2 separate regions of the Homo sapiens genome follow, and region 2 is linked to region 1. A link is a contact called in ENCODE Hi-C data. All regions are on one chromosome and are shown on one strand. Each heading gives the region's core, a stretch centred on a gene start or an enhancer-like site at or near the end of the contact. The rest is flanking DNA. Distances are from core to core; before and after follow the strand shown.

Evidence for each region. A loop is a pair of places that touch in the nucleus more often than their neighbours do. Pooled maps may share reads with other maps.
Region 2: a map of CD14-positive monocyte shows a loop between it and region 1 (7-fold over the local background). The contact joins the promoter of BRAF here to the promoter of FMC1 in region 1. A Hi-C loop is called at or near these places in 4 of 168 maps with a recorded cell type or tissue (CD14-positive monocyte, CD8-positive, alpha-beta T cell and naive thymus-derived CD4-positive, alpha-beta T cell), 7 of 37 single-sample maps with no recorded cell type and 19 of 50 pooled maps.

The regions. Positions count from the first base shown.
Region 1 is chr7:139,339,894-139,342,593 of GRCh38, reverse strand. FMC1 (formation of mitochondrial complex V assembly factor 1) reads right to left here and starts at 1,257. Exons shown (of 2, transcript NM_197964.5): 1 at 1,072-1,257. The coding sequence starts at 1,209. FMC1-LUC7L2 (FMC1-LUC7L2 readthrough) reads right to left here and starts at 1,257. Exons shown (of 11, transcript NM_001244584.3): 1 at 1,072-1,257. The coding sequence starts at 1,209. It overlaps TRR-CCT4-1 (tRNA-Arg (anticodon CCT) 4-1), which reads right to left and starts at 1,894; the gene lies at 1,822-1,894. It also overlaps a transcript of LUC7L2 not described here. RefSeq lists enhancers at 1,017-1,266, 714-1,281, 1,537-1,606, 1,637-1,706, 2,017-2,076.
Region 2 is chr7:140,923,577-140,926,276 of GRCh38, reverse strand. It overlaps BRAF (B-Raf proto-oncogene, serine/threonine kinase), which reads left to right and starts at 1,348. Exons shown (of 18, transcript NM_004333.6): 1 at 1,348-1,711. The coding sequence starts at 1,574. It overlaps LOC105375536 (a long non-coding RNA gene), which reads right to left and starts at 1,185. Exons shown (of 5, transcript XR_002956518.2): 1 at 1-1,185. RefSeq lists a silencer at 1,456-1,525.

The DNA.
Region 1 (2,700 bases), core at 8-2,507:
CTACTCGGGAGGCTGAGGCAGGAGAATCGCTTGAACCTGGGAGGTGATCACAATCTTAGAATGGCTTCCCATTACACTTACAATAAAGTTTAAGTTCCTGTTCGGCCTACCACTTCATCTACCTCCACTTCACCCACCACACCTTAGGGCTAAACCACTCTCAACTGGCAATTTTTCTCCCCTTGGGCTTTCAATTGTGTAGCTTTTAAACCTGGACCCTAACCCCAATTTACTTGCTAACTCCAAATTAGCCTTCAGGTCCCTGATTAATTTCCTCCGGAAAACCTTCCCTAACTACCCCTTCTTTATACCCCAGCCCCTGTTGTCTACACCTTGAGCACTTATTTATCCTCAGTACTTTACTGTATGGCTCCTTAGGTGGGCAGCAAGTGTCTTAAGGACAGGACACATGTGCATCTGATTCTTCCTGTTTAGACCAGGTTCCTAGCACAGACCCTAACGTTGCCACCTTTTAAAAACTAGGTGAATTTGAGTTCTAAGATTTTACATTCTGACGTCCGTGGCTCAGAAATTCGACAGTTGATCGTTCTCCCTTTCCCCACATTGCTCAAGGGCAGCAAGTTTCCTTCCCTAAAGCCCAGTTGTTCTTTTCCGCCTCAAAAAGAAATGCTTCTTAGAATAACTTTTCTAGGGGACGGGTGAGGAAATTGTTGGCCAGATGCTGTGGCTTTAAGTCTAGCAACAGTACACCCTTCAACTCCATCTTCATTGTTTTATCCCCAGCATTGAATCCTCCATTCCACTTTCCTGACTGCCCTCCGCAGAGGCAACAGACCAGCCAATGAAATCCTTCGGGACGGGTCCGCCCCTCTGCAGGACAGGCTGACGTCCCCAGAGCGACTCTGCGCCCCCCCCCGCTGGTCCTTTGGTCCCCGAGTTTATGCCAGAGCATGGAGCCTAGGGCCTGGGTTGGTTTGGTCAGAACCAGGGCTCCGTGGGAGGGTTGGCCTCAGAAATGCAGGAATTAAACACCGTGCTCCCCACCCTAGCCCAGACCCGGCTCTTCCTCCCTCCCCAGCACGTAGAGCACCCGGGACATGGCTCCCGTACCCGATGTGCACGGAAAGCCTTCACAAGGTACCGATAGGCCGCGGTGTCGCGATAGGGTCGGCCGGTGGCCGCGCTCAGGTAGCGCAACTCCCGCAGAAGTCCTCGAAAAGTGTGCGACGGGGACCCTAAGGCCGCCATTGTCCTGTCCTTCTCCGAGCGTGGTGCCCAACGGCGTCCTACGACCCTGAAAACCCCTCCTCCGGCCCAGGCGCCTAATGGTACGGTCGGACAGACTACCGACTCCCCCTATCGACTGACGAGCAGTGGAACCGCTCACTTGTCCGTTGACCGAACCTTATTAATCGAAGGCCCAGGGGCGCCGTAACAAAATCAAACGAAACCCGACTGTTAACTGAAGGTACCAGGACCTCTAACCCAGAACAAGGGTTTGGGGAAACAGGGGCTTTTCTTCACTGCGTCATTGAAGATGCCCGTTAGCCGACCAACCGCTGAGTCTCAGGAGAAGCGGGCCCGGCGGGGGGTGTGGGTGTGGATTTGATATGGAACACGCTGAGAAGACATTTTTAAATGATTTATAAAAGGGATATCAAAATTCAACGTATTGACGTCTCCCCAAATCCCAGGGGACCTGCGGCTCAGACAAAGGACATGGGTGTGTGCAGATTCTCGAAAATTGCAGCCCACCAGCTAGTAAAAACACACACACACTTCCCATTTAAAAAAAAAAAAAGTAAAGTTGGCATATTTCGCTTTGTTTAGAAAGGGGAAAAAAGGACAAAAGTCACAGGCCACCCCAGATGGGACTCGAACCCACAATCCCTGGCTTAGGAGGCCAATGCCTTATCCATTAGGCCACTGGGGCTTCTGCAAACGACGCGCTCACACAACATATTCAACTATTTTCCTCTTTGGTACGTCATCGTCACTTCATTTTCGCCTTACCCTATCCCACGAAACCACACCTAGCGCCCACGTGAGGGGTGACGTATGCTGGGAGTTGTAGTTAGAGAACAAAAGTCCACATCACCGCGCCAAAGGCTTTACCCTCGAAACTGCACCGATGCTCCGGACGTTGAACGGGCGCGCGCACGCTTCTGCGTACGCGCTTGCCTGCGCAATAGTCTCCGCGCCTGCGCCGTAGTCCCCGCGCCTGCGCAAAAGCGGGCATGCGCCGTCGCGGAGCACAGCGCGCTGGGCAAATTGGCCGGATCTTCGAGACTCGCCCTCTGAACGTCAGCTCTGGTGGGTTTTTACCGGAAGCAGCCGGACCTTTTCCGGTGTTGCGAATTTCCAGGAGGAGCTTTGCTCCAGCGGCCGTTAGATGGCGCCTGCCGCGGTCAATTTCTGCTTCCGGTTGAAGCGTTGAGGCCATTTCCGCAGGCCGGGCGTGGTGGCGCACGCCTGTAATACCAGTACTTTGGGAGGCCGAGGCGGGCGGATCATCTTAGGTCGGGGGTTTGAAACCAGCCTGACCAACACAGAGAAACCCTGTCTCTACTAAAAATACAGAATTAGCCGGGCGTGGTGGCGCATGCCTGTAATCCCAGCTACTCCGGAGGCTGAGGCAGGAGAATTGCTTGAACCCTGGAGTCGGAGGTTGTAGTGAGCCGAGATCGCGCCATTGCTCTCTAGCCTGGGCAACAGGAGCGAAACTCCATCTCAAAAAAA
Region 2 (2,700 bases), core at 99-2,598, 1.6 Mb before region 1:
CAAACTCCTGGCCTCAGGTGATCCATCCGCCTCAGACTCCCAAAGTGTTGGGATTACAGGCGTGAGCCACTGCGCCCGGCCTACAATGTTCATCTTATAGGTTATATTTTTTCAATGCAGAAGAATGTTAGTATTCTCATTCATCAAGCAGCCTCACACAGCATCCTTTACCTGAGAGTAAGCATCAGCTCCCAGGCTTACGGTGACCCTAATCAATATGAAGACACCCTGTTTCAGAAGTCAGTAGGACACCTTTCTATTTCTTGAATCATCCAAAATACAGTAAGGAGGTCGCTGGTGACTTCCCCCATGATGGGAAGTACTAAAAGGCAGAATCCACTTAGTTTTTCATGACTTCATGTTTAGGTTACTTTGGTGATTCACTCCAGGCCATTGGGAGCCCACAGTAATTGTTTCTCATTCCCGTTTCTCTCTTCCTTAAACTTTTCTTTTCCAATTATTTATTCTTTATTAGATCCATGTATTTTTAATAATGAATTGAATTTCATTCTGTAATTGGGCTTCTCAAAGATAATTGACCTCTTCTCTCCCAATTGTTTTCATGCGTATTTTGCAGAGAATGCTTGGAATATTCTGTTCATGAAAGGCACAAAGTACATAAAATATTTTGAGTGATTTTCTTCAAAATAAAAATGATTAGTTTTGATGCTTCAGATGTCTAGAATGCTATGTGCCTTGTACAGGCCCTACGGCATGGAAAGTGCTCAACTGATATTTGTTAAATGAATGAATCTGGAAAACGAAAAATACACGAAATATTTTATTCCTCAACAATGAAGAAAAAGCTTTCAGACTTCCATTTAGACTCGTTTTAACTGGCTGAATTCTTCAATGAAAAGAAAACACGCGTCGCACTGCTAATTTAGCTGTTCCTAAATATATTTCCATCAAATTCTGCTTGGCTGTTTCAACCTTGGGGTTGAAGTTCTTATTTTGATGACACAGAGACGTTCATTGCAGTGGAAATAGCAAGTAGTATTGGCTTCCCCGCCTTCCTCCCTCTAGGATTTCAACTTCTCCTCCTCGAACACCAGCCCTGCTCTTCTAGTAAATCCCACATTACAGAACAGGCTGAGGACGGAGGAGACAAGAGGAAAGTAGGAAACCGGAGCCATGGAAACGGCGGAGCGGAGGCAAAGTGTGAGAGCGCGGGTGGTTAGAAGGGAAAAAACCCTCCCCGGACGACGGCGCGAAGGCGCGCCTCAGATTACGTCACGCACCGGGGTGACGTCACGACCGTGACACGCGGGTGACGCCGTTGCCGCGGCGACTTCTCGTCGTCTCCGCCCCCTTCCCCCGCTCCCCCCCGCACCCCCGCCTAGCGTCCTTCCCCCAATCCCCTCAGGCTCGGCTGCGCCCGGGGCCGCGGGCCGGTACCTGAGGTGGCCCAGGCGCCCTCCGCCCGCGGCGCCGCCCGGGCCGCTCCTCCCCGCGCCCCCCGCGCCCCCCGCTCCTCCGCCTCCGCCTCCGCCTCCGCCTCCCCCAGCTCTCCGCCTCCCTTCCCCCTCCCCGCCCGACAGCGGCCGCTCGGGCCCCGGCTCTCGGTTATAAGATGGCGGCGCTGAGCGGTGGCGGTGGTGGCGGCGCGGAGCCGGGCCAGGCTCTGTTCAACGGGGACATGGAGCCCGAGGCCGGCGCCGGCGCCGGCGCCGCGGCCTCTTCGGCTGCGGACCCTGCCATTCCGGAGGAGGTGAGTGCTGGCGCCACCCTGCCGCCCTCCCGACTCCGGGCTCGGCGGCTGGCTGGTGTTTATTTTGGAAAGAGGCGGCGGTGGGGGCTTGATGCCCTCAGCCACCTTCTCGGGCCAGCTCCGCGGGCTGGGAGGTGGGCATCGCCCCCGTGTCCCTCTCCGTCATGCAGCGCCTTCCTACGTAAACACACACAATGGCCCGGGGGGTTTCCCTGGCCCCCACCCCAGATGTGGGGATTGGGGCAGCGGTGGTTGAGCGGGAGGCTATCAATAGGGGGCGAAACTCAGGGTTGGTCCGAGAAGGTCACGATTGGCTGAAGTATCCAGCTCTGCATCTCTGTGGGGTGGGGGCGGCGGCGGCCTCGACGTGGAGGATATAGGTTAGTTGCTGGGGCTGAGACAACAGCCCGAGTTACTGTCGCGTGTAATTCTTACATGGTCGTGGGGATGATGGGGCTCATCATTTCCTCTCTCCTCTCCCGGACTGCCCCCCTTCTCAGTCCGCTGCCCTTTTTCACTTTTCTATTTGGGGATTTCTCTTCACCTGTTTTACCCAGCAAATTATTTTGATTTAGTCTTTACTTTTTCAATCCTAAATCGCAGTTTCCGATGCCTTTTCTGGTCTCTGGTCCTCTGTTCCTAATGTTTGTCAGCGCTCTGTCGCTGATTGGTAACCCCCATTCTATTCCCATCTACCGCCCGCTCATTTTCCAGTTGTCGGACCTGCCTGCCTTCTAACCCCAGCTCCCACTTAAGAGCATTTTTGCACTTCTCTTACCCTGGTCCTCTTGAGGCTCTGTACTTGATCTCACCACTCCCTAACATTGTTGTCTGTTGTTATCTTCACAAATCCTCCTGGACACTTTGGAGCTACTTGTTTTCTGAGCCCAGAAGCTGTCAAGATTCCATCAGGTTTCACTTGGCTCTTTTCGCGCTTGCACTACTGGCACTTTTTGGCTAGTCGTCCATTGTGCATTCACACCTCTTTA